Linked DNA regions of Mus musculus: regions 1, 2, 3 and 4 are each linked to region 5. The links are chromatin loops, found by intact Hi-C in ENCODE. Cell type or tissue: heart. All regions are shown on one strand. Links, peaks and the distances in the headings refer to the core of each region. The heading gives the core; the rest is flanking DNA. Region 1 overlaps Mob3b (MOB kinase activator 3B). Region 2 holds the start of C9orf72 (C9orf72, member of C9orf72-SMCR8 complex). Region 3 overlaps Mob3b (MOB kinase activator 3B). Region 4 overlaps Mob3b (MOB kinase activator 3B). Region 5 holds the start of Mob3b (MOB kinase activator 3B).

The links. Hi-C counts contacts between places; a loop is a spot of excess contacts. Peaks named below come from ENCODE experiments on the same cell type or tissue, not always from the same donor. Only the 100,000 strongest peaks of a DNase experiment are listed, where the experiment ranks them.
Region 1: a loop joins it to region 5, with 2.4 times the contacts of the local background. A loop is called at or near these places in 2 of 42 quality-filtered maps.
Region 2: a loop joins it to region 5, with 2.2 times the contacts of the local background. A loop is called at or near these places in 4 of 42 quality-filtered maps.
Region 3: it touches region 5 in a loop (2.3-fold over the local background); 8 of 42 quality-filtered maps call a loop at or near these places.
Region 4: a loop joins it to region 5, with 2.5 times the contacts of the local background. A loop is called at or near these places in 13 of 42 quality-filtered maps.

Annotation. Positions count from the first base shown.
Region 1 is chr4:35,062,392-35,068,496 of GRCm38, forward strand. The region is part of intron 2 of Mob3b (MOB kinase activator 3B); the gene reads right to left. Among named protein-coding and RNA genes, the nearest start is that of Gm52727, 31 kb to the right of the region's middle. In heart, for the core only: a CTCF peak has its summit at 3,210; a DNase peak (open chromatin) is centred at 3,200.
Region 2 is chr4:35,223,206-35,229,310 of GRCm38, forward strand. It overlaps C9orf72 (C9orf72, member of C9orf72-SMCR8 complex), which reads right to left and starts at 2,631. Exons shown (of 11, transcript NM_001081343.2): 1 at 2,583-2,631. In heart, for the core only: no CTCF peak of the experiment used is centred there; DNase peaks (open chromatin) are centred at 2,156, 2,656 and 2,946; H3K4me3 peaks cover 2,322 bases; H3K27ac peaks cover 1,549 bases.
Region 3 is chr4:35,096,678-35,102,782 of GRCm38, forward strand. The region is part of intron 1 of Mob3b (MOB kinase activator 3B); the gene reads right to left. It overlaps Gm52727 (a long non-coding RNA gene), which reads left to right. Exons shown (of 3, transcript XR_003955380.1): 1 at 1-424. Among named protein-coding and RNA genes, the nearest start is that of Gm52727, 3.6 kb to the left of the region's middle. In heart, for the core only: no CTCF peak of the experiment used is centred there; DNase peaks (open chromatin) are centred at 3,374 and 3,704; H3K4me3 peaks cover 1,526 bases; H3K27ac peaks cover 868 bases.
Region 4 is chr4:34,973,040-34,979,144 of GRCm38, forward strand. The region is part of intron 3 of Mob3b (MOB kinase activator 3B); the gene reads right to left. Among named protein-coding and RNA genes, the nearest start is that of Gm33620, 16 kb to the right of the region's middle. In heart, for the core only: no CTCF peak of the experiment used is centred there; DNase peaks (open chromatin) are centred at 3,482 and 3,592.
Region 5 is chr4:35,153,070-35,159,168 of GRCm38, forward strand. It overlaps Mob3b (MOB kinase activator 3B), which reads right to left and starts at 4,415. Exons shown (of 4, transcript NM_178061.5): 1 at 4,183-4,415. It overlaps Ifnk (interferon kappa), which reads left to right. Exons shown (of 2, transcript NM_199157.2): 2 at 718-950. The coding sequence ends at 749. In heart, for the core only: a CTCF peak has its summit at 2,658 (motif pointing left); DNase peaks (open chromatin) are centred at 2,632, 3,232, 3,982 and 4,412; H3K4me3 peaks cover 2,198 bases; H3K27ac peaks cover 1,801 bases; H3K27me3 peaks cover 778 bases.

The DNA.
Region 1 (6,105 bases), core at 801-5,800, 90 kb before region 5:
TGAGTGCATTCATACTTTAGAGAGATATGTGGAAAAGTGGATCTGAGCTTCCCCTTACTCAATCCTTATCAGTCTCAGAAGGTAGGAGGAGACAAATACTGCTTAGATCCCATTTGTTTTAGCCACTGTTGTTTTGTTGTTGTTGTTGTGGTGGTGGTTTTGTTTGCTTGTTTGTTTGTTTTTAAGAGAGGGAAATCTATAATGTCATTCTAACCAGAAGCTTTGTAGTTAGGCAAGTCTGGATTTTAAGCCCTGGTCAACCATTTCCTACAAAGGCAACTTTGTAAAGAAACTTATTAACATTTCTTCATTTGAAATGGGAATATATATATATATGTATATATATATATATACATATATATACATATATATGTATATACATATATATACACACATACACACACACATATATATACACACACATACACACACACACACACACACACACACACACATATATATATATATATATATATATATATATATATATATATATATATATTTATGCTTAGCACACCAATGCACTGAGACTGAGAGTAAATTCAAGTTAATGGCATTATTATTCTATTGTAAAATTTGAAATTCCTGCCTTACATAAGAATGGACTACATTCAGCTGATATTGAAGTTTTGAGGAAGTGATAGCCTAATGGAGGTGAAAGGGTTTTCCTCCCTCAGATCACTGTCATGGTGACACACTCCTCATTCTTTACTTCAGTTTGAAAAGAAATATGAAGAGAAAATTTTAGGTAAAACTTCCTTAATAACTAGGCAGCATGATCTGCAGTAAATCAGGAGTCATGTCATGTCATCCGAGAAGGAAGGGAAGGGAAGTTTACTCAGTGCTGAACTCTCTCACACTGAGTGCTCAGCGGGGACCATGTCTTACAGTGTTACAAACAGCATGCTGCTCACATTGCCCCTTGAGACTCTGAGGTCTCATAACACATCAGGAAAGGAGGTCCCAGCCTGAAAGGCGAGCCCCCTAACCTGTCCGGCCCTTCTGGAAAAACAAAGGGGACACACCCTGTGCTTCCGCAGCTACAGCCCACAGATGGTTTCCCAGGGAGCTGCTCTCTGTTGTAGAAATCTTTGTTCATCTTTCTCTCCAGAGACAAGCAAAGGCAGTTGCCCTCAGGGTAGGCCTTTTTGTTTCCACTGAGAAAGCCATTGATGAGCGGTGCACAGGTAAACACTGGATAACTGACAACAGTTCCTAGGTCCTCCCTGGGCTCCTGATAGCTGGGGTAGACTGAGACGATATGGAAGGCAGTCATTCTCAGGTATCATGGTGCTTGGGTCTCTTTGCATTACCTGTCACATGGCCCTGTCATTAGGCACTAAGGTTCTATCCCTTCTTTGGGACCAGAAGCCTGGGAGAACCAGCTACTGCCCAGATTTATAGTACACAGGGAATGGGAAACAAAAGGAATGGCTGACTCCTGGCAGGAACGTCTCCCATAATTCTTCACTTTTCTCTACTGCTGGTCACCTGGGCTGGATGCTGAGAAATGCCTCTGTTTCTTCAGAACTAACAGCTTCAGTTCATTTTGTCTTAGAGATACACATTCTCATGTCTCAAGGCAGGAGCTAAGGATCAATTAAACATGACGCTAACAGGAATTTGCATATTGAGAGAATTGTTGACCAACTTTTCTTTCAACGTTAACCTTAGAAATGACAATAGCTTAGCTAGTACAGAAGTCTCGCTACCAAGCCTGGCCACTCGCGTTTGATCCCACGAACCCCAACAGTGGAAGGAGGCAAACCAGTTGACCATTGACCTCTACAGATGTGCCGTGCCGCACACGTGCCAGCATCCACTCACAAATAGTAAATGTAAAAAGTAATGAAAATATTAGCCAAGTTCACGGTTTTCAGGGCTGTCTCTTTCTTTTAGTATTACCTGCCAATCATTTTACATTTTTATGGGAATAATTCTGTCCCTGGTGGTAGGGATGTTAAGTAGCATGTTCTGTTGGTGGCTGCCTCCTGTAACAAGGACCGAGGTAGGACGGCTGTGAACTGGCTTGTGCAGTTCGGTTGTGGATGTTCCTGCTTCAGGCCGTGAAAGCCAAGTAGAGTCATCCAGTCTTACTCATGTTTACCTTTTCTTCTCCTGGTGCCTCAACTGAGTGGCCAAGGGCGGGCTTGAGAGAACTGCAGAGTTTTCACCCTGGGCTCTCTCACCCCAATTTACCCCATTGACTTTTTGATCACTGAGACTGTGTGGTATCCAGGAAGCTAATTTTCAAGTGCATCTTCTCCGTGTCCCAACACCGTGTGTGGCTGTTTATCCAGCAGCGTGCGACTGGAATAACCATGACGGTTCTGTGAAGGAGGTGCTCTTAGGGGTAGTTTCCAGAGGAGGAAGCAGCCTCAGAGAGACTTAACATTGGCTAGTAAAGGTTGCTAAGATTCAGGCAGCTCATTCTCAAATCCCTACATCAGCCTTTTACTAGAAGACTTAAGGGAAACCTGATCATGTTGCACTAGTTATCAGTTAGGGCTTGAAATTAACACGAGTTTTTAAAGCTAAAGTACTGGCAAGGCCTCCCCTGCAGAGGCCCTCCAATTTAACACATTCCCGGCATATACACGGGTATTTGGAACACAAAGCATGAGAGCCTTGCCACATGTGGAAGCCTGAGGCAGACTGGCATCATATAAGCCTCTATATATCATGTAAAGGACAGAATCCCGAATACTGGTGATGAGCAGAGGGCTGGCCTCTGGAGTTAGGGCCCTGCTGATGCTCCATCACATAGATGTCAGGCTGCCTCTCCACATACTGCTGATCCTCACAGAGCAGCCTTGCTCATGCTGTGGCTCCAACTAGCTAATAAACAACGGGGCTAAGGCAGCAGATGTGCACATCCCCAGTCCGTTCTGGCCTGAGTTTTAAGTGTCTGGCTCCTCTGAGTATCACATATCCCGTTTCCCTTCCCAGCTGGTGCTGAGATGTAACGGTGTGTCACCTGAGACACGCCCATTAAAATTACATAGCATAGTTAATGGAGAGAGCTCGGTGCAGGTCGGGTAATTAGCCTTGGTTTCCAGGGCTCTCTGGGTTCTATCTCTCACATCTCTTCCTCTCAGCAAACCAGGAGCCCGTTCCTGAGGTATCTCTTTTGGGATTTGTTGAGTGGGGGTGGTTATTTAACACTGTCCTCATTAACTCGGCCACACCAAGGTGCCTGCAGTACTGAGTTCACCACATGGGGGAAGGGACTTGTAACTCTCCACAACAGACCATCAGTTCTATAATGGCTAGTGGCCAGTCGAAGCGGAGTGCATTCAGCTGTCGCTGCATGTTGTCCACGAACAAACAATTGAACAAACTTGGGTGGCAACAGAAAGCACAGGAAGCGTTTTTTTTTTGTTTTTTTTTTTTGTTTTTTTTTTTTAAAGGAACAGGATCTTAGAATGCCTATGTTGAAGTACTTAGTATAATCTGCATCAAACACAGGGCTTTGGCTGTCTTCAGATCTCTTCCTGTGATTGGTGATTCTATCCCTTTGCATTCCATAACTCACAACAGTCAGGAGTAAGCCAAGAATGTTGCTGATTCTCCAGAAAGAACACTACAGACAGGAGATGCAGGCATAGTTGACAACATGGGTTTTGAGGTTAGGCCACCTCTGGACTACAAGGTGCCCCAAATGTGTTCTGTGTTGCTTTTATGAATTACTGTGCAAGTAACTTAATGCTTTTGAGTTATATGAGAAATGGCAATCTACTTTGTGGCTTCCTAGGTTAATGACACTGTACAACAGGAGCAATATGTATTCTGAAAATGGCCGCTTTTACGCCATGTCCCCTCAACTGGTAAGTTCTTAGGGGGCAAAGCAGGTTACCAGATCCCAAAGGTAAATCCTGTTGCCCAAGCTCTGGGAGCACTAGCCCATCCACAGAGCTGTGGAGGTGGGGGTGGGGATGCTGCTCTCGGCAGTGATTAGCCAGGAAAACAGAAACATAGCCAACAGCCACAGGCGTGCTTTGTCAGCACTTTCCCCTCCTTCAGAGATGCAGTCAGAGGTGTCTTGCTTAGCCCTGGCTTTAACCAGTGGCCTGTCCTGGGTATGACTGGAGGGGTGGGTGGGTGGGGATAACTTGCACTCACCTTCTGCTTAGGTTAACTACTATGACTCTGAACATGGGCAGGTTTAGTGCGGAGCTTTCTGGAAATTACGTGGGAGAGCCAGACTCATAGGTCATTTCTCTAAAGACTTAGGTGCTTTTCCCTAAAGCCAGGAGTCGCTCTAACTCTTGAAGTTTTCTCAAGCCTTTAAAAGATGCCCTGAAGACTCTTACCCTCTTGCCTCTCTCTTGCCCCTTGCGCCCCCTCTCTCCCACTCCCTTCCCCCCCTCCATGTGGCCATAGCCATCTCCTACTTCTCTATTCTTTCCTTCTCTCTTCCTTTCTCTGCCTCTGCTACCCTCTTAACTCCCCTCCCCACACCCTAAATAAACTCTGTTCAATATTAAAAAAAAAAAAAAGATGCCGTGAAGTACTCATGATCCTCACTATAGCAACAAAGACTGACAGAAACTATAAATCTTGCCGAGTCTATAAATTGTATTATTACTCTTACAGATATTGTTCGAGAATTGTCTAGTAATTTCCATGAATATGGTTGATAGTTGGAGAGGGGGGAGGGGAGGGGAGGAAAGGGAGGAGGATTAGAGCTGAGAAGGGGGGTGGAGGAGAGCTGACTAGAACTTGGGTATCTTCAGTATTTTTTATGTCCCAGGTTCTAACGTGATGCCCCCCCTCACCTCATTTGATCCTTAAAACAACCTCATGAGATCAGAATTACAACCCTGGCTTACAGAGAAATGGAAATTTAGAAGACACACTACATTGCAGCTTGTGAGTGCAGAGCTAGCTGATTAAACTCAAGCGGAGCTTTCGCCACACTGCAAACACATCGTATCCACATACATCTTGTCTGTTTCATAGAGACTTACCACTCAGACATACAGTATAGAAATAAGAAATAAAAAGGTTAAAATTTAAATGTTCATCATAAGTTTAACTTCTCAAATTCTGACTCTAAGGCGCCCTTTACTGTGAATATTTTTACTTATTTATGTCTTGGTAGTTTGTAAGATGATGAAATCAGAAGTAGAAACTAAACGTGACCATGGTGGTCCATGCCTCTAATCCTAGCACTTAGAGAAGGCAGGGTGATCATGAGTTTCAGGCCAGCCTGAGTTGCGTAATAAGTTCGGTACGAGCCTGATGCACATAGTGAGACTGGTTCAAACAATCTAAAGGTGGGGGATGCAGCCCACTGGGAGAATGCTTGCCTGATATCCAGAGTTGGGTCCTTAGCACTGAAAAAAATAGAGATATAGCCCTGTGAAAAGGGTGGTCAAAGGGATACAACGACTTCCACAATGCACTTAGTAAAATATGCAGGATAAGTGGACATCTGGGTGTTATGTAAATGGCTCAAGTATAGGGACTCTGTCTGCTTTGCTGACTGGGAGCCTGATCCCAAGCCTGCACACACTAAACACTCACTGAACGGATGGGTGGATGAGTAAGGACCGATTGGCAGTCACAGGTCACTGTGGACCCAAGATGGGTTGGTTGGTTTGTGTCCAGTCTCAGAATGGAGCATGGGGCAGCTGCAGAAACTGAATGCATTTTCCAGGCATTTCAGTGCTAATTTTTTTTTTAAAGGAACAAGAGCCTGGCATTTTTAATTAAAAATAAAAACAAAACAACAACAACAAACCAGACACAGGACATTTTCTCCTCTAGCATGTGAACTGGTTGATGCATCCTCTGAATGATACCATATGGAAAGTGAATAGACTTTGGCCACTGTAGCTCATACTGACTCCTAAATTATCATCTGTGCGGTCCAGGGAAAGCCCGTAGGCTCCTAGCTGCTAGAATGTAAGAGCTACTCCATTGAGCTGTTGCAAGAACTAAGGAGGAACTAAGGAAGATTAGCAGTGGCAGCTACAGCGCAGGCATTTAGCAGGCTCCGCAGACATGAGTTTGCTTTTACCTAACGCTCACTAATCTTCCCTGCTGACTCCCATGTATTCCAAAACTGTCAGTGTGGGTGAGATCATAGGATTGTGTCTT
Region 2 (6,105 bases), core at 711-5,710, 71 kb after region 5:
AGTCTGATATTACTAACACCTGAAGTTAGCATTGGTGGGAACCCATATACAAATGTGGCCAAAAAATTCATTTCAACCTCACAGACTTTTGCTTATATGTTTTCTGGCTACTTCAGAAGGTTAACATTAGCCACAGAGTCTTCTGAGAGAAGCCAGAGTCCAAACCAGAGTGAGGCTACGACTCATCACTCTATAAACCGAGTTCAGGGGTCACGAGGGCTTAACCAATACTTCCAAAAACTAATAAAGTTTATTTATGTTAATAAACATGTTAACACTGTTAGCAGACTGGCACATTTGAAGCCCTTTGTTTTTTCTTTAACCTTGTGAAAAAAAAAAAAAAAAGAGAAAGAAAGAAAAAAAAATCAGCTTTCCAGGCTGCTTTGAGGAAGTTCATTTGCCTACTGCTACTGTGATCAAGAATTATACCATAAGGCTTCCACTTGTGGGAAGAGGGGCAGGACAGCCATCAACCAGCCCTCTCAGCCAAACAGGAACTAACCAAGACCACTGTAAAGACAGTGGACTACTTGCCAGACCAGCCTTTGTCATTCTCTACAAATGTTCAATTTCAGCCAAAACTCACATGCATACTCATGACACCAGGACTGTGCCATCTTGCCTAGATCCAAGTTTCTCAGGCCGGCTAACCTAACACTTGGACAGTATTCACTCAACATGGGGGTCTAGGGCAGGCTCAAAAGATAGACGTTTTATCCATTCAGTCATTTTCTAAAAGCAAACATTGGATGGCCAACATAGCCAAACAGAGTATTTTACCAACTTTTAAAGTTATATTTACATTTGTCTCCCAGAAATTTAAATGCTTGTTGAATGTCCAGTCTGCAGCGCAGGCTGTAACCCCTCTTATTTTTTGTGTTCTATGAAATAAGAACACCGTCACCTTTAGTTTCGAAGTTTCCAACTGACTCTGGGGTTTCCCACAGTGCCAATGGTCACTGAGGTGCTAGTCAGCAGTGACTCAGACAGAAAACCCCTGTTCCTCCTGATCCACAGATTATTTTAACTTTCAGTGCCTGTAGCAAGCTTTCATTCAAAAAGAGTAAAAGAAAAACTACTTGTAGGTTTTTTACGTGACATAGGTTTTTACTGTGGAGGATGATGAAATACCTGCTTTCTGCTCCTAGGTTATGATTCACCCTTTTGTCTAGCATATTCATGCTCTCCACACTGTCTGCCACTACTTCTCCATCCTCTTGGTTATCAGATCTGGTGTCTGCCAAGGTACCAAGGTGCCTGCGTTCAGGTGAATCTTGTTTTGCTTAACAGGGGTGAAGTACAGTAAGTTACTTTGAAACACAAAGCGATCACATTCACAGGACTTTTACAGAGCAGCTGCAATGGCTCGACTTTATTATCAGTTATTTGTAATCTCTTATTGTGCCTACTTTCTAAACTTTAACATCTGTGTATGAAATGTAATGAAGGGAAAACACCTATATCCACACGATGGGTGTATGTAGGCGTTTCCTGAGATTTCAGGCTATACTGGGGGCCTCCTGGAATGTCCTCTTTAACTGAGGGGACGCTTACTATATTTCAAATATTCTGATTCCATATTATTAACATAATCTCAATCTCTTTCCTCCTCCTCTTCCTCCTTCTTCCTTCCTTTCTCTCTCTCTCTCTCTCTCTCTCTCCCCCCCCCCTCTCTCTCTCATATTTTAAGTTTTCCAAGTGGACTAACGATTCTATCTTAAAGTATTTTCCAGTCCCTTTTGGGCCCTTAATATAAAGTAAAAGTACTACTGAGACAGACTGTGTACCCGTTTTTCTCAACTGGTGACGAACGGGAACAGTGTAACAAGAAATTTATCCATCTGCCGGGACAAAACTCTACAAGAGCCTAATAGTCCCCACACCAGAAAGCGCAACCAATCCCTCCCAGGCAAATGCACTCCTGGCCAGACAGACCCTGTGTGGACAGACTTAATCAGTGCACTTCTCTCTCTGCAACTGATTACCATCAGTCAAGTGATGCCCAAGTCACAATGGTCACTTCCTTTAATAAGTCTGTACAACCGCGGAGCTGTGAGGCAACCAGGTCACGTCCCACAGAACTGGGGAACAACCTGGTAAGAGTAGCAGCCCATGTAAGTGGGCATCCGCACTCCTTGCAAACTTCTGCGAAATCCTGCCTGCGTGTTGTTCTGTCCGTCCTTACTCCATCCCACCGGCGCTTTCTCCTCCCGGGCGGGGACCCTCGGGAGACCTGACTGGGTCGCAGGACCCACCAGCTGTCGCCGGGCCAGGCCCCTGGGGCCCAGGCTTGTGGCGGTGGGGGCCGCGCTCGCCGTACTCCCGGAGGGTTCCCTCAAGGGCCCGGGAGACGCTCCGGGTCGGGATCGGGGAGCGCGGGCGGACAGCAAAGATGAGGCCCATCCCCATCCCCTCCGCACCGCCGCGGCCCCCGCAACTCCTGCAAGGCCAAGGGCTCTTTCGCCCGGGGGACAGGGAGGAGTTCACCTCGAAGGAGAAAAAAACCCCGCTGGTACCCGGAGCCGGCCGGCCCGCGAGCCGACCGTGGCAGCAGCCCCCCTCCGCCCGCGCGTCTCACTCACCCACTCGCCGCTGCTGCGCCTTCACCGCCGGCGCAGGGACCGCAACCGCAGCCCGCTCCGGGCCCCGCCCCGGGACCGCCCCGCCCCGGACACGCCCCCAGGCCCGCCCAGTCGCAGTCCCGCCCCCAGTCCACAGCAGACCCAGAATCTGCAGGGCTCCCCGGTGCGGATCTCTGCAGTCTTGTTTCCTTCTTTTGTCCTTGGTCACCGTTGTGGAGTTAAGTTGCGAGCTGAGGCAACCAAAACGCACCTCCCTCGCACACCCTCCCTGGACTGTCTAGACACCACTTTCCACCTAGAAGGAAAGGGCAATTGGGATGGCTGTCACTACAAACGCCATCTTTCACGTGGGCGGAACTCGTCTCTGCTTGACGCGCCGCGGTTCCCTCGTGGGACTCCGTAAGTTCCGGGTTGGCGCTTTCACTTTGCTTTGCCAGCCTTGAGATGCCAGTGGCAGCTGGCCAGGCGGAGGCTGTCATGGGCTTTGTAGCTTTTCTTCCAAGAGCCGCTCAGGAAAAGCATGGGCAGAGCTGAGCTCAACCTAGATAGATAGTGTCACCTGCGTTATCTATCTAGGTTACGAAGCGTAGTTTGTGGTTGTAAGTAGTTTTGCTTTGTTTTGTTTGGGAGTTGGCAGGTAGTGGGTGCTCAACAAATATTTAGTGAGTGAGTGGATTTCCTTTGGTCCCTATGACACGGTTAAATGCCGTAAGTCTGCGTGCACACTGTACGTGTTCACTCCGCAACAAGCACAATGATTCCCCCACCCTCTGTGCGTAGTCACCGTGTTTTCTTCTAAACGTCATTTTTGCCAAATAGCACAGTGCACTTTGTTTTTTAACCTTTGGGAAAAGAACACCATGACGTCTGATTTATTGATTGATTGATTGGTTTGTAACTGTATTGTGGCTTTTCACTACAGATGAGTAGTGTTTATTATTTTCCAGCAACTTTTCATCATTTATAGGGAAAAGAAAGGCATTAATAACAGAATACCTATCAATACCACCTTCGGTAAAAATAGAACTCTCACCAGGTATTGTATGCTTTTTTTTTTTTTTTTTTTTTTTTTTTTTTTTTTTTTTACCTAGCAGTTGTCATTCTATCAAGTTCTTACAGTGTTTTGTACCGTGGTCTTCAGATGTATATCTCATAAATGAAGTATACATCTGAGAGTTAAAAATACATCCAGACACACAGAAATAGCATAGGACCATGTTTGGAAGGCTAGGGTTAAGAGTGCGATGCTGTAGTCAAAGTGGGTGAGTTTGCAGGTAAGGAAGGCAGCTGAGTGAGGCCAGTCAGCTAATCCACAACACGAGGAATAGACGTTTATACTATATCCCACACTGAAAAGCTGAAAAGTTCCCAGGTGGGTGTTAGGTACTAACACACATACACGCGCATGCATGCACACTTAAGATAATTTGCTTGTCTGTAGTAAGCCAGAGCTATCAATGTAATTGATTGGGTCAGTTTTCTGTGATTCCAGAGCCCACTAGGAATAGAAGGTATTTGTTTGGTGTCCTCTTGAAGTAAGCCCTTCTTTAAAACCTGTCTGTGAGTCAAACTAACATAACATTACACTTCAGAATAAGACTGGAACTTTGAAGGAATATACCTTCTTAGTGTTTTTTTTTTCCTTCAAAATTTTACCTAGAGACAAAAACAGTGTCCCTCAAATAACTTATTTTGTGTAATATCAGTCCTAGAATAAATGTTTTATTTAAAAAAAATAATCAAACCAAGAAAGGACTAGGGATGTAGCTTCGTGGGTAGAGGGCTTGCCTAGCATGTGTGACTCCCTGGGTTTGGTCCCTACCATATTCCTCTCTTTTTCTCTCTTTGGAGAAAAAAATGAAACATCACGATCTAAAATATTGTATGACCACAGGAAATGAAATAAACCATGATACAACTTATATTTTGTGATCAATGAGTGGAGACCTTTTTCTTCACATCAGATGGAACAATTACTTAGGCATAGGTAAAGTAGCCTATATATTTTAATTGGATTGTAGCTAACTTTTATTAATCAGGAAGAAAATAATAAGTAGGTATGCTGGTTCATAATTGTTGTATTGCCTGAAAGGTGTAAGGTAGAATACATCTTTCCTCCAGAGAACCAAAGAGAAAATGATGCTAACTGTATGTAGAAATATGATTCATGATATTGGTGTGATAGATTTTTAACCCTGTCCTCTCAAACTTTACAAATAATCTACCTCAAATAACTCCAGGCTCTAAGTGAAAATATGCTGGCTATAGAACTATATCTCCAGGGCTGAAAGTGGAGGGCATTTGGCAGAGGGCTTGCCTACCACGTACTGGTTTACTCCCCAATACTAAACGAACTGACGAGATGGCAAACACCTATAATCTGAGACAGGAGGATTAGAAGTTCAAGATTATCCTAGGCTACACTACATGCTGAAGGCTATCAAGGGGGCGGGGGGATCCCATTAAAAGAAAGAAAGAAAGAAAGAAAGAAAGAAAGAAAGAAAGAAAGAAAGAAAGAAAGAAAGAAAAGAAAAAGAAAGGGAGTATCTCTCCAAACAGGAACTGAGAACTCTATCCCCTATTTCCAACCAGAACAACACCTTTAAAGACCCGATATAGAAAAATGTCAGCTATCATGTTTCACTAATGTTCAGTCATGCAGACACTCCTCGATAAGGGGGATTTCTAAAGCAAAATAAGAGGTTGGGCTCTGTAACCACAACAGATATTAAGTATCGTCTCTGCTTTAGGTTAACCACGGAACTGGACAGTTCTTCACTCCTTGGTGACTCAGTGTCCACAGTGCTAGCTTTCTGTGGGGGCTTAAAGGAGGGAATGGAGAGAGTGGCCAGTGTGACCCTAGGTAAGACTGTGTATCCATGACAAGGGCATTTTGTTCCCCTTGTGTGTGGATGGCAGAACACCCACAGAAAGCAATGGCTGCAGCCCTTCTAATAGGAGTGGAAGTGACTCCCATAGGTACATTGCACTCCTCTGATAGTCCCTTCCTCTGGGGCTTCCTTGCTTGACCCCACAGGAAGCTGGTCAGTGCAGTCTTTTAGCAGGACACTGTTGCTCAGCAGGAAAATAGCACGCCTAGTAATCTGTCACCTGGTTGCTGTAAGGTTTATGTGCAATCAGGCGAGCTAGAAAATTAGATCAGTACATTCTAGAAGTGATGGTTTTACTTTCATTTTTTTTTTTGGTAACTACTCAGATATAATAAATACAGTAATGAATGACTTACAACCCTCTTACACTCTACACGTATTTATAACTCCAATAAATATGTCAGAACACGGAGAACCTTCTTGCTTCATCAAAAATGCCAGTTGTCAGGAAGGCTTTTCTCCATTTTCTCTGCTAATATGTTTCAGAAGTGTGATGTGCATTGCTGCAGGGCTGGAACCAAGGGCTTGTTGATTAGCTCCTACTTACCAAGATTACAGGAAATTAGTTGTGACTGAGACTGGCATGTGAACAATTTCATGACAGACATGGATGAAGAATATTGCTATATAAA
Region 3 (6,105 bases), core at 406-5,405, 56 kb before region 5:
CCTTTGCTCTGCCTCAGTCTTCTCCAGTCCCTGGGAAAGTCGGAAGGCGGCAGAGAAAGAAGAGATGGCTGGCGGCGCGTGCTGCCTGTACCTGGCCTGCTCCTCGGTGGCCCAGTCACACCTGGCTCATTCGTGACGTCACGCTCCGCTGTGCTCCTCACTTCCTGTGGCCCCTCCCTCCTCAGATGACTTCAGCACAAGTGCTTCACACAAGGACAGCACAAACAGAACTCTGGAACCCTCGTGCTTGATCTGTTTATCTAAGTGAGCACTGACCAAATACCGGGCAGATAAACAGTTCTTTCTCCCACCAATAGGACCAATGCTCCTGTAATCACGTTTCCCAATCTGCAAATGAAATCCTTTCAGAAAACAGAGACCTCTTCCAAAGATCACCAAGGCTACTGGACGTGCTGTTTACCAGGTCAGTGTAAACTGCTGACATATTGCTGACATACTTTATGTTGCAACATTCGGCCAGAAGTCTGAACTACTCAGCTCTTAGACTTGAAAAATATGGGACAAGGGTGGGGGGATGGCTCTGTTGGTGACAGCACTTGCTGTACATGCATGAGGATCTGAGGTGGGACGGCCCAAACCATGTGAAGGCCAGATATGGTCACACACACTGGCCACTCCATCACTGGGGGACAGAAACGAGAGCTCATCACTGGGGTTCAGCGGAAGGAAATCAAAACAAGCAACAGCGAGCTTCTGCAGGTTCATAAAGAGGCCCTATCTCAAGGTAACAAGGCGAGAGTGAGAGCAAGATAGTCCTAGGCCCCGCAGGCCTCTCTGTACATGTGCACCCCAGCCCCATGCATCACACACCCACATATACATGCATACACACACATACATACACATGCACACACATACACACATGTACATTCAAACATATACACACATGTACATTCAAACATATACACACATATATATGTATATACACACACATAATACATACATACACTCATACATACACACACACAGCACATATACACACCAACCACACACATGCACATGCACATACATACATCCATACCATAATCCATACCATACATACATACCATACATACGTACCATACATACATACCATACATACATACCATACATACATACCATACATACATACACACACACACACCACCAACAACAACAAACATATACAACAAGGTTTATGTGTTGGTGTTAAAGACTTGGAGTGAGCTTGAGTTCCTAATATAAGAAGGAAATAAAACACAATCAATTCTATTACTTTCCTCCCCTGTCCCCACAATGTCTGTGACACTAAACAGTATCCTGATTTAGTTTTTCTCAAGCTCTGATCCTGGCATCCACTCTCACAAGCTGACAGTAAAATTGTTACTGATAAGATCTTGCAGCAGGAAGGACTCTTGAAAATTTAATTCAATCTAACCTCTTAATTTGTTTAAAACCAAAACAAACACTTAATGCCCAGAAGGGTGAAGTTTTAAAGGCCAGCAGTTATGACAGACCTGAGGCTGAGAACTTAACCTCTGCTTCAGTGTTCTCACTATACAGACGAGCCTCTTAAACACTAAACGGGGGTGGGGGGTGGGGCGGTGATGAGTAACATTACTTCTCTTTTAGGTAAGAAGGTAAGGCCCACGATTGGCTGGCTGGCTAATTGATTGACCTATGGACTTAATGGATTTTTTTTTTAACCTACGGTGGTCTTTAAGCCCGTTAAAGCAACATAGCGTAAATGAAGTCATATAGAGACCATCCATGATATAAAAATATAGAGAAGCACAGAGAACCCAGCCCCTCCCAACGCAGACCTTCAAGAACCAGAGGCTTAACTTTGTCAGCTCGATAACCCACAAGCTCCCACAGAGTCCAGCCTCTAAGGCTGGGAGTTTCTGCCTCCTACAAATGGCTTGTCTTCACGGCACTATGAGGGGACAGTTCTTGGCTGGCCTTTGCCCACCATACTCCAGGTATTGCCTCTCCTCTACACCAAACAGTTCAACTCCTGCCTAACTCCTCAGAGTAAGGTCCATCTATAATCAGAGCTCACCTGCCACCTCGCCATCCAGTCCCCACCCATCCAAGCCGCTTCAGCCACACCCTGCCTCTTGCACAGATATGGAGCGCATACCTTCCTTCTCTCTGGGCGGCTCATGATATGGCTTTGTTCCTGCTGATCAGTTCACTGATGATTTTTAACCCCTGCTCCTCCGTAGATTTTTACATTTTTGAATTTTGACTCTCTTCTTGAGCTGTGCTCTTCCCCTAAGCCCTGCCTCCCATTTTTCTCAAACTCTTTCATTTCCTTGCCCCCCAAAGACTCTGGTGGAAACTGTGGCTGATGAATTGAAAATACACAATCCTGGCTTACCCTGAACAAGTTGTCTTACTGATGAACAATTCCCTTGAAATTTCTTTCTGGACCTTCAAAAATAACCCCCACCTCCCCCGAGATCACTTGAGGTGCCTGTGTAAAATGCATTTGTCTTAGGTCTTACCCTCTTGTCTCTGAATGTATTAACCAGAATACTTCTAGTATGCAAGAACTCCGAGTTGGGGGGTGGGGGCGCTGATACACCAGGCCTAGGCCAACAGTCAGATACCCAGGAGAACAGGCAGGAGAGAAATATCTGAGCATCTGAAATTCCAGGAGAAAGAACAGCAGGCAAAGGCCTTGGAGAGTGGGAGGGCTTAATCTGAACCAGGTTGAGACTGGAGTATGGCTTCGGTACTGCCGCTGGGGTATGTGAGCTACACCACCCCTGGAGGGTGGGGCAGCTCAGCCTTTCTGCGTACTCTGCATCTACTGGTCCTTGATTCCTACAGACTGGATGCTGGTTTGTGTGCCTGCGGGCAGCATGCTGGGATTTGAGTCCCACTGCTGCTAGCTCTTGATCTTATTACATCACACAATTAATCTTCACCGTCCTCCTCTTTGAGACGGAGATAACGAAGTTACCCATCTCAGTGTGTTATGAGAGTTAAATAGTCTCATCCCAACAAAAAAAAAAAAACCTGCACGCACCAGGCACACTGTCAGAGCGGAACAGGTTTAATTTTTGTCATTAATGTAATACTTCCTAAACTGTACGCGTGGGGGGTGGGGGGTGGGGTGCGGGGCGCCTAAAAGGCAGATAGCGCAGAATTTCCTTTTCTCTTTCTCATATAGCTCTGGGCGATTATACATAACTCCAGGATTTCAGTGTTGCTCAGTCAAGATGGTAGGTGAAGGGCCGCAGCTGGTCTGACACAACCGTATGCTCTCAGCAACCCTCATTGATTGCAGAAGCGGGTGAGCCTCCTTGTTCCCCAACTGGGAGGAACAGCAGTTTTCCTATCAGGCCTAACTGGCCGGCCCCTCCCTTCAGCCACCAAACAGCCAACCAGTGGCCCACGAGGGCGGGAGCACAGGCTAGGAGGCTGCCATGGCGACACGAGCGAAGCTCGCAGATAGTTTTGTGTTTACTGGACATCCGTGCTTATTTAAGACCAGGAATTCACACTCCCAAGGCAGTGCCAGCAAAATTCACCCTGGGCCAAAGCATGCATTTATAATACGAAACCTTTTCATTCGGATTTTCTTATGTAACCACGATGTGTAAACTTGCCAAAGAATGTTAAAACTAAATCAAAGAGGAAAGTGCCTCGCAGTTCCCCGCACTGATGGGCATGGAAACCGGCGCCCATCAAAAGTTCTCAAAAGTCTCCAGAGGCTGCAGCTACTCTGCCAAGGGAAGCGTGTGCTTCCACGTAGCCGTGGAAAACAAGCAGGCTCACCAGGCTGAGCAGGCCCCAGGCTCAGCCAAACCCTGCGGCGAGGACTCATTTGACTTTGGGTCCAATCGAGAATCCAGGAAGCCACGTGCACTGGCTTCTTTTCCATTTAAAATTCTACGTTCACTAATATGTGGCCACCTTTGCTAGGGTGCTCCTGGGTCCTTCTCAGAAAGAGGGGGTGAGAAACAGGAAGTCCTAGGAGATCCTCTGTGCGGAGCAAGGAGCTAAGGCAAGGGTTAGATAATGGTTCTTAGTCTCCTCTCCTCTCCTCTCTCCTTCCTCTGCCCCTTTTCTCTTCTCTCCTTCCCTAACCCGCTCGTTCTCTCTCCAGAGTCGCAAAATGTATCCCAGGCTGGGCTGGAACTTGCTGTGTAGCTCAGGCTGGCCTGGAACTTAACCGTGATTTGTCTGCCCTCTACCTCCCATGTACTGGGATTAAAAGTATGTGCCACTACACCTGGCCTCCTATTTTCTTTAAATGGCATTTAATTCTTAAAAAAAAAAAAAAAAAAAAAAAATCTGAAAAGAGGACAGATTCCCATAAAAATTCTGATGGCCCAAGAAATTTTTGTACCAATTTCAGTCAATAAACAAATTAAAAAACCCAATAGGCTAGGCAAAAGCTGAAGGCTAACCGAATGCCACAGATTAAAACAAGACTACTGGATTTGCATTAGAAAAAAAGAAGCAGAGTCTAGAAGCCACACTAGCATACCTCAGATGCAGACCTTTACAGACCCAAACAAGATACAAGGCACTTGTAAACATTTGTGTTTTAAATCAGATAGCTAGCCCCAGGGCTACAGATTGTCGGATCTTAATTAATTATCCAATGACCTGCTCCCTAGTTGATCCCTTCCAATACACCCTATCCCAGAGCGGCTTCTAGAAAAACCACAAAAAACGGCCAGACCTAGGCAGCACAGCCAAAGAGCCCTGATTTATTTCATCTTTGAAGGCTTTCTACGCTTGGTTTCTCGTTTCTTCAGGGACTGTAATCCACACGACTCAGCTTGCTGTCTGAATAAAGTGCACATTTTTCTCATCTAGCAGAGCAAGCCTATGAAATGGAAGGACAACCTGCCCTGGAGACTGAGAGAGGAGAATGGGGGAAGAGTAAGATAACGCTGGGACAAAGGGAAAGTTTACAGGGTATAGACAGGGAAGAGTCCTGGTTTTCAGGGCACCGAGAAAAGAGTGGCTTCCTTCTCTTCTCTTCTCTTCTCTTCTCTTCTCTTCTCTTCTCTTCTCTTCTCTTCTCTTCTCTTCTCTTCTCTTCTCCCCCTCCACTCCCCCTTCCCCTCCCCCTCCTCCTCTTTCTCCTCCTCCTCCTCTCTCTCTCAATGAAGTTTCACTATGTAGTACAGGCTGGCTTGGAACTTGCTATGTAGACTAGGCTGGTCTACATAGACCAAGGAGCTTTGAACTCATAGAGATCCATCCGTCTTTGCCTAAGTACCTGAATTAAAGGTACACACTGCCGTGACCAGCAAGAGTTGCTTTCGAAGAAGTTACCAGCAGAGATTAAATGAACACCTAGGTCCCTAAACTCAGCCTTACCAAAAAGAACCACATGGCCTTTTGGTTTGCAATACCTGATAAGCAAAGTGGAAAAATATAAAATAAAATATAAAAATTAGTCTTGTGACATTAGAGGAAATAGACGTGAACTTTCCACTCTCTGAAGCTCTGGAGCACCTATGATTTAGAAAAGATGATTCAAGTGGGCGTTCCCTTGACGTCACCGGCCCACCTGACTGTCCAGGTTGTGATTTCTAATCCCTCTCCTCAATAAATCTAACCCAAGGCCACCGAACAAGTAAAGACAATGATTCTTTTTTTAATGGCACAGCCCAGGTCATCATAACCTGACTGGTTACCAGGTTGACAGGAATGGCATGTACTGGCTGATACCTTTGTATCATAAGACAGCCAGCTATTTATTTCCTGTTCTAGGACATTTTGGAGGGATAAAGAAAAGGAAGGTAGCAAGTCGAGATAATTATGACAAAAATCTGTCAAAGGCTCTTTCAAGATCTCTCTGTCTCAGAGGAGGAAACAGCAGGGATGAAACCATCTAATCAAAATGAACCGGAAGTCCATTGACACTTTTGTAAAGAAAGCTCGAGTAGATGAGATCGTTCTCTTAAGTCTCATGGATCTCAGGGTCACCTCAGAACTGCTTTGTACAGCAGCTAGGGATGACTTTGAACGCCTGATCTTCCTGCCTCCGCTTCCCAAGTGTTTAGATTACAAACGAGGGCTGCCATGCCATCCAGGAGAAATCTTAAAATGTTGTGTGCATGGGGTTACACTTAGGCATCCAGGTATGTGTGG
Region 4 (6,105 bases), core at 496-5,495, 180 kb before region 5:
CAGAAGATAAAGTAAGATCATTCACATGCACACAGGGTAAGAAGGTTCATGCTGAGGATCAAGCTTGGCCCTGAGTGCTCTGTTACTTCCAAGACTTGTATGAAGCCTGAGGATGGCCATTAGGGTAATGTAATGATAACTGCTCTCAGCAGAAATGGACAGAAACCCCCACTGCCTAGACAATGTATTGAGTGTCAGGTTGAATCTGGCAGAAGAGACAGAGAAAGGGAAGGTAAATCCGAGCTTGAAGACCAGAGAAATGGGACCAGATATTCTCTTTTTAAAAATGAAGAGGCCATCCTCACGCTCTCTTGCTGACCTCAGTTCTACTGAACTTGGGAATAGTTGCTAGAAGTCTCACAGTGAGACACAGGGATCACCTACATTACAAGGACATAGGAACTACTGGGGATACAGAATTGTGACTCATGATGTAGCTCAGTTGGTAGAGTGCTTGCAGAGCATGCATGAAGCCCTGGGTTTAATACCCAGCGAGACATAACTTCGGCACAGTAGGGCAAGCCTGTGATCCCAGCAGGTTGGAGGTGGAGGCAGGAGGATCATAAGTTCAAGATCTTTCATGGTAGTGCTGAGGAAGGTGCTTCAGTTGGTAGAGTTCTTGATATAGAAGCACAGTATAGGCTGGGAATGGGAGTGAGGATGCCAGAAGGGAGGCAGGTCTTGGGGACTTATTGGCCATCCTCTTTAGACAAACTGGTAAGCTCCAGGTTTAGTGATAGACACACACACACACACACACACATACACACACGACAGAGTGATGGAGAAGGATGCTCAGCATCCATATTCAAGTGCACCTACACACATGCGTATACATCCTCCTCCTTGCACTCACACACAAGATGACCCTTAGCTACATAAGGGAGTCTAAAGCCAACTACACAGGCTATGTGAGATCCTGACTCAAAAACCACTCAGGAAGGAGGTATCATGAGCCCCATCTCTGGCCCATTGTATCAGCATTTTTAACAGTAGGCCCCACACATCTATTTACAAGCTCCCCAGATGCTCTTATGCAGGAAATGTACGAGAGTCACCATTCTCAGTCTCCCTGGTGCTCACTCTTGAGGCTCCACGAGAGTCATTGGGAGAGCACTACGTTGTCTGAGCCAGTCCTCAGAGATTCTGACCTAATAAATCGGAGATATTTCTAGGTGATATGCAGTAAAGAGGTTTACAGTTACTCACAATTACTGCCAGAGGCACAGGGAAACTCACTTGCCTGCACACCTGGAGCAGTTGTGCTGGGTGAGAACTTAGGACCCTCATCTTGGGGGTATAACTCTCATTTATGGCATGCCTGGGGGCTGGGCAGAGAACCAAGATGATGAGAGTCCTGACCAGAATTTAGCACCTTCAGAAACTGCCCACAGAGGCCTTTCAAGCTAGCAGCCATAGGACCTGTCTATAGTATCTGTTTTTAGCTCTGAAATATACATATACACGAAAGCCTGAAGCTGAACAACGCTAGAAACTTCATTGCCAAAGGGTTCCGTATGCGTTTGTCTAACACTATTTTTTAAACTATTTTTTATTGTAAAAAACCAAACCAAACCAAAAAAAGGAGGAGGTAGTCTAGGATTCTAATTGTCCCTCAGGGAGAAGCTTTCACTCTTCGGTTAGCCTTGCTAACCACCCAGGAGGCAAGGAAGTCAAAATCTCTGAGCAGTGGCCTGTCAAAACACTGTTCTTGTGAAGACCGAAGTCTTAAAATATGTTGGATGCACTTACCAAGTATATTCTTAAAATAAAATTGATTCAGGAACATTTTATCTACAGTAAAATGCTTCTATTTAAACATACAGTTTGATGAGTTTTGACAGATGTTTGCTCCCTGTAAACATGTAACCATGCCACAATTAAAACATTTCTATCATACTTCAACAGTCTGTTATGTCTTTGCAGTCAATCCCCTGGGCCCAGCTGTGGCCCCAGCCAACCACCGATCCAAGACCTGACATTCTGTATTAGAGTGTTCTGGAATTTGATGCAAATAGACGCACTGTGTAGACTTTTGGTGTCTGGTTTCTTTGGCTCAGCATATAACGTTTTAAAACTCTACAGATAGGCATGAACTAGTAGTGAATTTTCATAGCATCCGTTGCCTCGTGTGTGTCACAGGTGAGCATGCAAGCTTGAACGATCCTACTTGAGAAGGAAGAGCAGCCTTCTGGGGTGCCAAGTGAACTACTGCAAATTGAATGGGGAGTAAGATGGTGGCTTCTTTCCACAGTGACATAATGGGAGTTCTCACTGAGCCAGAGGATTGCCTAAGCAATGGAGGCAGAAATGAAGTGTAGGGGTCAGAGGCACACATCCCCAGCTTATGAATTTTAATATCTGTGACAGTTTAAAACTATAACCCCATAGTCCTCCCTTTAAGTGATGGGCTAAAGTGTGAGACAGATTTAATAACTCACTGCCAATGTCTGGTAAAGGGTGCAGAGGTCTGACACTAACTCATGGTGGCTTTTGTCTTGGTCGCTCTATAAAGGGAAGAACAGTTGTTCCCAGGGAGGTGACAGTTAAACCAAGACCTGCAGAATGAATAGGACTCCATAGGACGTGGAGGATGAGGGACTTGCGTGTATAGCAACCCACAGGTGGGCATGTGGCCCATTCAAAGGGCTGTAGAGAAGATATCTTCCGTCTGTATGGATGTGGTGCCTGTCAATAATAAATCTGATGGCCTATGGTATAGGCATGAAGTAAGAGGTGGGTGGGACATCTGGGAGGCAGAAGAGAATTCTGGGATAGAGCCATGAACGGGAAGATTCACCCCTCTGCCCCCCACACCACCCCGCGTCCCCCAGGGAGATGTGACGAGACCAATGCATGGTGACTGAACACTGGCAGGAAGAACCAGACGTAACTTCACAAAGGACGCAGGAATTCCTTTTGGAGTGATTACATATCTTTTCCTTCATCCAAAATACAACTGCATGCATTTGTTTTTTTTGTTTATTTTTCCAGGTAACACTCACAGTGTAATAGGAATCTATTCATACTAACGTGGCAGGGCAAGGATACGCAAGTATCATGTTCTAGTCCTACGCAGTGGCTAACTGTATATTTGACCGTTATGTATAATATTACTCCATGGGAAGAGGTCCTCAGATCACATAAGTGGACCCAAGGTAGTCCCTATGTTAGAGAAGATCTGTAGACTTATCTTTGTGGTTTTATTACAGTGGGGCAGATGAGTGATGGCTGAGGATCCAGAGTTGTATTTCTATAAGTAAAACCAATCTTCATTCAAGTCCCAAGTTACTATTCGCTTGACGCTTTTTGAGCCAAAGAATCTAGTCTTATCTGGCTGGGAAATTTGAGCTAGTCCAGATCACACGGAGCAGCCAGCACTTGGCAGGCTTGCGTATGGGCATGGAGCCACACTGCCTGCTCCATTTTCATATAAATGTTGAAGATGATGAGTTAATCCCTGCTGCGACTGACATCTGTGGTGATTTCCAATGCCGAAGACCACAGTAAAAATAAAGAAAGCAATAACTATTTGATATCCCAGAATCCAACAGCACTCCTAATATTTTGAGCGCGTCCCTGACACGGAGGCTCTGCTGCAAAACCCAGGGAGGAATGCTGAGCGCGTGGTTTTGAGATTTATCTACAAACTTGGAGAGAAGTGGCTTAGCAAAAGCAAATAGACTGCATCAGGAGCTTAAGGGACGAAATGGAAACGGCTCAGTGAGGCAGCATAGGGACAGTTTGGGGCACATCTGAAAGCCATTGTATAGGGAGAGCTTAGTCTTGAGGACAGGGGCACAGAGTCAGCGATGCCTGATAGACGGTTTCATTGCTGTGACATTCATGGCAAGAGTGACTAGACACACGTGACCTCTGAGTCCTTGAGATCAATGCAGGTGTTTCAATTAAGAATCTATTTTGATTCTTTTCTTTTAATTTTAGTTACCAATGGCTGGTGACTGTTATGCTTTTGATGGCATCTGCCTGTGGTGGCTTGAATATGCTTAGTCCAAGGAATTGGCACTATTAAGAGTTGTGACCTTGTTGGAGTAGGCTCGGCCTTGTTGGCAGAAGTGTGTCACTGTGTGGGTGGGCTTTAAGGTTCTCCACATAGCAATGTTGGAGCCAGTTTTCTCCTGTTTGCCTTCAGAACAAGATGTAGAACTCGAAGCTTCTCCAGCGCAATGCCTGCCTGGACACTGCCATGGTGATAATGGACTGACTGAACCTCAGAATCTATAAGCCAGACTCAATTAAATGTTGTTCATTATGAGTTGCCTTGGTCATGGTGTCTCTTTGCAGTAGTAGAAACACTGAAAGACAACATTGAAAGCCACAAATTAAAGAACACTGCTCTTTAAAACCATGAGCTTCTAGCATGACCTGGTTAGTCAACTTGACTCAATCACAGTCACCTGGGAAGAGAGTCTCAATTGAAACATTGCTCAGGTCAGATTGGCCTGTTGCCCATGTTTGTAAAGAATTGCCTTGATTAATAATTGATGTAGGAGGGCCCAGCACACCGTGGGCAGCACCACCCCTACCACCACCCCTAGGCAGGTGGACCTGGCATGTATCAGAAAGCTTGCTAAATTTGAGTCAGGGGAGTGAGCAAGTAAGTTGCATTGCATGTAAGTTGCCAGTTTCATTCCTGCATGGTCTCTGCTTCAGTTCTTGCTTTCAGGTTCCTGCTTTGAGTTCTTGCCCCAGCTTCCCTCAGTGATAGATGGTTCCTAGGAAGCATAAACTGCAATAAACCCCTTTCTTCCTAAGTTGCTTTAGGCCAGAGTGTTATTTTTTTTAATCATAGAAACAGAAAGGCAGCCAGAGCAAACTGGATGCATAATAATCCTAGTACTTGAGGCAGAGGCAGAGGCAGAGGCAGAGGCAGAGGCAGAGGCAGAGGCAGAGGCAGAGGCAGAGGCAGAGGCAGAGGCAGAGGCAGAGGCAGAGGCAGAGGCAGAGGCAGAGGCAATCATGAGTTCCAGGGCAGCCTGAACTACAAAGTGAGACTCTTAACTGAAAAACATCAAGAGGTCAGCCAGGCAACTCTTGTGATTTTCCTAAAGAGTAAATATATATCTTGTTTGATTATTATCCTGTGCTGGGCTTGGTATCTGACATGCAGCTGTTTGTTTAAAAAGCTTACTAACCAACATGCAATAGCTGTTAGATCACATAAAGACAGTGGAGTTAGTGTTCCCCCAAACGGTCTCCATGGAGCTTTATACCCACAAATTGCTCTGTACAGAGCATCATGCATGCTAGTATGGTAAAGGAAGCTGTCCAGCTTGGAAAACAGTTTCCTACAGCTCACTGTGGAGCCTCCTTTTCACATAATAACATTTGGCACCCCTTACATCTAGCAGGTTCTGGGAAATATACTTTGGGAGACATTATAATAAGTCACAATGGAACAGAGAGGAACCCTTCATTTTTCTCTTTAATGTTAGTAGCCAGCTAGGACAGAGGCCAAGTGGAACTTAGGTACTTCCTTAGAGGATAGGAATCTTTGGTTTTCAATACATATTAACTGATAAATGTTTACTGGGTGGCATAGAAGGTACTCTTTCTTAGCTCAGACCAGTAGTAGTTGATAAACCATTGCCATCCAGAGAACAATGGTCATAGGGCATAGGATTCCAGGAACCCACAGACTGCTGTCATGGAGTGGGTAGACCAATGGAACTAGAAGACTACTGGTAGTTGATAAATAGACGAAATCACAAGTCAAAACTAAAATATATAGGACAGGATTAATGTTTAAAAAGACTCATATTTTAAGCCAATGGGTTAAATACTGAGAATTTGCTGTGATTAGAAGTTACCATCAGTCTATACAAAGGATGGGCTAATCAGAGATATGGGGTACTGTGAATCAGGCTGGACATGGCCCCTGCAGAAGGAAAAGAAAATGATAAAACATGGATCTGACTGACACCAGGGTAGAGATGTCATCCTTACTCACTTCTGGTTTTGTTTTAGTAATAGCTTAGGAAAGAGGGATCTACAATTAACAGCAACAAAGAATAATTTCAGCAAAGTTTTTCTGTAGTTATTGTACAAACACTTAGGCTTATATCTGATAAATGACATTTCTGG
Region 5 (6,099 bases), core at 1-5,000:
TCACCACATTAACAGTCAATACCCAATCTATAGAATCAAAATGTTTCTTTTTTTTTTTTAAACCATCTTTCTTCTAGAGAAAAAAAATGTTGAGATCAATTGTCAGTTTGGTTTCTTTGAAGTTTAAAGAACGGTAAGTTGTTGCTTTAAAAGTCAAGGTCCACAGTGAAATTTGGATGGATGGATAGATAGATAGATAGATAGATAGATAGAATCCATTGATCATTGAGCTCCTCCTTAACACCCGAAAGCCTGTGATTCTGCTGTAGCACATGATCATGCCTGGAGCATTTTGTTTGGTTTCTATAGCTAAAGGTATAGAAAAGGCTACGGATGCAGCTCAGTGGTAGCTGTACTTGTCTAACATGCATAAGGCACTTGGACTGGATTCTCAGATCTGCAGTGAGGTTAGGGGAAGGCATAGAAATTAGTGACACTCTCTCATAGCAGGTGGTTTTCTATGTGTGTGCACCTAAAGTAAAGGTCTAAAGACATGCTGTGGTGGAATTCTACATTCATGTCCAGTTTTCCTGGTTGGAAAGCTATGTATGTCATTTAAGTAAATTAGGCACTGTAATAATACCTGGTACCTTAACCACTTTTATCTTCTTAAAGTCACTTTGTAATGCAGATTACCTACATCATTTACTTAACGCTTCTGTTTTTATTCAGCTAACTGAATTTTCTCCTTCTTTCTCCTCCTCTATCATATTTCAGAATCACCCACCTTCAAGCAAGAACTTAAATAGAAGCTGCAATTGCTCAAATGTCTCCAAGAACGCTTTATTCTAAAGCCATTACCAGGATGCTGCTAATGCTACCTTCAGATGCAAGACTTTTCAAGTTCAGGGTTCAAGGCAGTGCAGTCAAAGAAAGTCTTAAGCAAAAGATGAACTTCAGTGGAAAAGTTAGCAGAAATGTTAACTTATAATAAAACCAAAGTTATACATTATGGCGTTTATGTTACTAGCAAAAAAAAAATCAGACACTAAAATGACTGAATATAATCTATTTGATTTTTTATAAAGCTCATTAATAAGGTTGTTTTAGATTGGGACTGTGGCAGTGGGGAGGGAGGCTGGCTATGGACTGCAAAGTAACAGACACAGCGTTTTCCATTCATTTCTCTGACACCTTTGCCTGACCCCTATGCAGCCCTGCTGAGATGTCAGCAGTTACTTTCATAAATTATAGCTGCTGCCCTGCGCTGTCCTGCCCTGCCCTGTGTTTGCTCTGTGCAAGGGAAGAGAACTGGCAAAGTGGGGTGGGAGTGTAATTCAGTGGTCGGGTACATGGATGACTGTCTGAGGCCCTGAAATTGATTCCCAAAACTTCAAGAAGGACATGGAGAAGAGAAGAAAGAACTGGCCATAAAAGCTAAACATCTTCTAATCAGGATAGATAGTTTGACAGAAGTCACAATCACATTCTTTTTATAGAGTACATCTTAAAATAAAATAATCAGAGACCAAGCCCACCAAAATGAACATAAACATAGAAATGTTAACGGACAATATAAAAATGTGTATTCTCGCTCTTGATTTTTAAAAAGTGCTAAGCAAGGCAACAATAAAACATTCCTCTCTTATTAACACCACAGAACTGGAAAAGCAATGATAACACTTAGAGTGAGTAGAGTGTAACTTCTCTTATACATTGCTGAGGAGTTGATACACTGGCATGTGTTTACTATGGACAATATCACAGTCTTCAATATCGTAACAATGTATCAACTCTACTGTGTCTCCAGAAACAATGTATTCCACGGAAATGATTGGATAAGATTGAATATATATATATTAACGAAATTGAACACCCTTATTTTCCTCTATAATGATTGTGTTTTCCTTCTTGGCTGGCCCAAGCCCTGACTTTAACTTTAATGACGCCTTCTTGTACTCCTTGAGCAAACAAAACCCAAGCAGTATTTCTTCAGCAGGTCGTTTGTTACTGTGCTGCTACTGTTAAATTTCAAAGAAATCCGAACTTGTGGGCCCTTATCATTAGAGTGTCTTGAGCACTCCAGAGAATTTGCCGTTTTTCTTTTCAGAACCCCACCGTCAAGATCTAGAAGTCACGGCGAAAGTTTCTCTATAGATCCTCTCTTGAGTTAACAGTCTCTCAAAGTACTTTAAGGTTTAAGGGCAAACTAGACCTGTGCAGAGCCCAGAACTTATAACTATCTGAAGATGGGTTGGGATGTAAGAGTGCTTGTTTAACACGCTAGGGCCCCATCCCGAGCAAGGGTGGAGTGGTGGAGAGGTGCAGAGGTCACAGGTCTCATATAAGCCTCTCTTACTCCCCTGAGTGGGAGAGGAAGGGTGCCAAAACTCAGAACTGGGGGTGGGTGGGTGGGGGAAGGATGTTTCCGCATCTCCTAGACAGTCCAAGGTTGGCAATTCCACAGGAAAAATTGGCAAAGGCAACATTTACAAACCTGGCAAGAGGCACAGGTCCCAACAGGTGTATACCATCAAACCTCCTCTAGTCGACCCTCAGGTGACAGTTCCGGTCGCTGCGGACTTTGGAAGGTGACTTTACTCTTGCCAAGATTGTTTAATAAGTAACCCACACAGGCTAACTGCTCTAGAAGCAAGCACCTAACTTATTCCAGGAAACCCGACCTGCTATAGTCCAACAGGCGCCCCCCTCTGGAGAAATAGGGGCTACCCCAAGCCACCTGTTCTCGGGCAGATGAAAACCAAAACAGTGCTCTGGCCGCATCTGCCATTTGGACTGCGTAGTCATGGCTTGCTTTTTCTGCATCGCGGCGAAAAATTTGGGTCTTAAACTTGGAGCCTTAGGTGAAGTCAGAAGCCCACGAACATTTCACAGCGAATCACGACACCACCATTTCCAGGCAAAGTCTTTAGCCTTCCCAGGTTAGCTTTAGTCTCCACTCTTTTGTGGTCAATGGCCTGCCTGCCCTTAAAATTTTGCCACCCCTGAACTTTCCGTAGAGATGAGGTGCCCTGTCTCCGGCCATCGCCCGGGTTGTGGGCCCTCCATATGCGTTTAGCTCGCCTCTGAAAGTCCTTTGGACCCTCTCGCAGATCTCCTAGCTTTCGAGAACTTTGCCTCCAATCTCTCGTTTCAGATTCGCTGGGGATAAGATCTGAGAAATGCGCCCTGGGCCACAAGCAGCCTAGGAGGCGGGCTCAGGAACAACTTTCCCTCCGCCCTCTAACCACAAGCCCCGGGTGGGGCGGCCTAGCCAGGTCCCGAACTCTGTCCTTCCCCAGCGGGGATCCCGGACTCGAGCCTGCGCAAAGGCCAGCGTGAAAGGCCCCGCGAGCGGCGAAAGGGACTTCCTTCCCCGCTGGAGCCCCACCAGATGTTAAGAGGCGCAACAATAGTGGAACCGCAGAGAAACAAAAGGCCATTCACTGGGTTACAGGAGAATGGCTCTGTCGCCCCGTCTCTGCGGGGAAGACTTGCAGAGGGTCTGAAAGGGGGCTGGAAGAAATCTGAGTGGTCTAGAGCCTCTGCCACGCTCCAGGAGGCGGGAACCGCTCTTTACCATTAACAACCCCATCCTGGGGGTCCAGTGGTGGGGAGGAGAAATGAAGGGAAAGTTTAGTTTTCACCTTCTCCGGTGCAGAAAAGGGAGGAGCAACGATCCCAGATGTTTGACAGTTGTTGGTCCAAAAGTTGAGCAAAATTTACTTATTCTTAATACCTCCCTTGATGAGGCATAGGTAGCCAGGGAGGACAAATCGAGACTGCGCTGTAGCCCTCCCTACACAGCCCCACGCCGAGCCTGCTCTGGGATCCAGGAGCGTTGCCCTGTTTAGATGCACTTTGTAAAAGTTTCTCTTCCCGCCGCTTCAGGCCGACGCGCACCCCACCCGCATCTGAGATTCAGAATGGGTCCCGGGTGAGATCTGCACCCTTTAGGGGGAGGGAGGGGGTGTATTTCAGATCAAAGCCACAGACCCCCTGGGTGGGAACTGGACTCACATTCCAGCCCGGGAAGTGCGTACCCGGAGGCAGAGGAAAGCCAAGAAGCCCGTACTGCCTAAACCAGACTCCAACCCCGGAAGCTCGCGGAGGAGGGGTGAGGACTGGGGTCCGCACGACTGATCCTCCCTAGGTGTGCCCCGCACCTCGGCCCTCCAGGACACAATCCGAAGCGGGAAGCTGCGACTGCGCCTCCACACCACTCTTGGAAGGATCTCTTACCGTGGGGTTTTAACCTTCTGCCTAGGGCCCTGCTGGTTTCCTTCACGCCGGCAGCAGTTTCTGGAGCCGGAGAAAAAGAGTGAGCTCCTCCAGCCAGAGCAGCGATGCTTGCAGATTCACGCGAGGGGTTTCTGACCAGCACGCGTGACTCCAGATGCAGCGACCACGGCTCTGGTGCGGCCCCCACATGCACCCAGCGCGCCGCGCAGCTCGCCCGGGCGCCACTGCAACTCACCGGCTCAGAGCGGAGTCCCCTGGTGGCCTTCTCTGGAAAGGCAGCTACGCGGGGGCAAGAGGAGTCCTGTTGCCCTTAGGATCCTCTAATCTCCACAAGAGCCTGAGACAATGAGCAGTCTAAGTCTCTCAACTTTGGTCCGCTGCCCAATGTAGGTAGAAAGATGTCAGAGTAGAAAAGATGCTGCTGTCCTGGTTGGTCTTTGTCAACTTGACACAACCTTGATATATTTAGGAGGGAATTTTGACTTAAAAAAAAAACCCCTCATAAAATACCCTATTAATAAGTCTGTCCAGCATTTTCTTGATTAATGACTGTGGGTTGTGCCAGCGTTGGGCAGGTAGTGCTGGTGGGTATAAGAAAGCGCCTCGCGTGGATCTACAAGCATCGCTGCTCCGGCTGGAGGAGCTTACTCTTTATCTCCTGTCCCAGAAGCTGTTGCCTGTGAGAAGGAAGCCAGCAGGGCCCTAGGTGGAAGGTTAAAATCCCATGAGAAGCAAGCCAGCGAGCAGCATTCCTCCATGGCGTCTGCTTCAGTTCCTGATTCCAGGTAACTGCCTTGAGTTCCTGTTCTTACTTCCCTTTGCGGCGGACTGTGCATAAACCACATAAGCCCTTGCCTCCTCCAGTTGCTTCTGGTCATGCTGTTTTATCACAGCCATAGACACCCCAACTGAAGTCCACAAGAGCTTTTTCCAAGGCATCCAGAAAGGGCCAAATGACTTACGCTTCTCCAAAATGTTCTGCCAGCTGTAAAATGCCGTGGACTGCCTGAAACACCTTGGAAAGCAGCATTAAACCATGACAAAAATGCGTGGAAGTCGTAACTACCTCGCCGGGTGATTATGAGTAAACCAATTATGAGACGTACTCTTAGTTCTTGGGAGGAGTCTTCAAACATGAACTGAAAGAAAAAAAAATGAGGTGGATGTGTCAACCTGCTTTTATTCTCCTATAAACATCTTGATGTGTGCCGGCTGGGTAGTATCAAATGACTTGATTAGCGATCACATTCCGTAACTTCTGCTACACGTTTGAAAGAATGAAAGTAAATTAGGTGAAATTTAGGAGATATATTTCCATACTCGACTCCTGTTAGCCTTTCCATCACAAAAGTCTCTCTATATGTGGTGCCTTACTTGGCTCACACAAATGCTTGGAAAACTCCTGCTACGGGGCCTTAGCACTTGCTATGCTCCCTGCCTGGGACAGTCTTCTTAACTGTTCAGTCACATCATGGCTCAGAGACTACCCTTTTCCCTCCATTTCTTTCCTCAGAGGCCTCCCTTTCAACCCCATTCATCCCCCCCAAGACATCCCTTCTCAGATACCCCACTCCAGTTTTCTCTATGAAATGTATCACCATAAGACACACACACACACACACACACACAAATACTGCTTTTTGCTCACTCCCTATATTAGTGTTCTATGGGGGAAATAGCCAAACTTAAAGTTAAAACAGCTGAAGACAAAATGAGCAGAGCTGGAGAGGTGGTATAATAGTTAAGAGCACTTGCTGCTTTTCCAGAGGATCCTAAGTTGGTTCCATTATCCGCTGCCAGCAGCTCGCAGTCACCCATAACTCTAGTTTCAGCAGATCAAACATCCCTCGTCTCCTCCACAGGCACCTGAATGCACACGGTGCACATAAACGCATGTGGGCACATGAACACTCATAA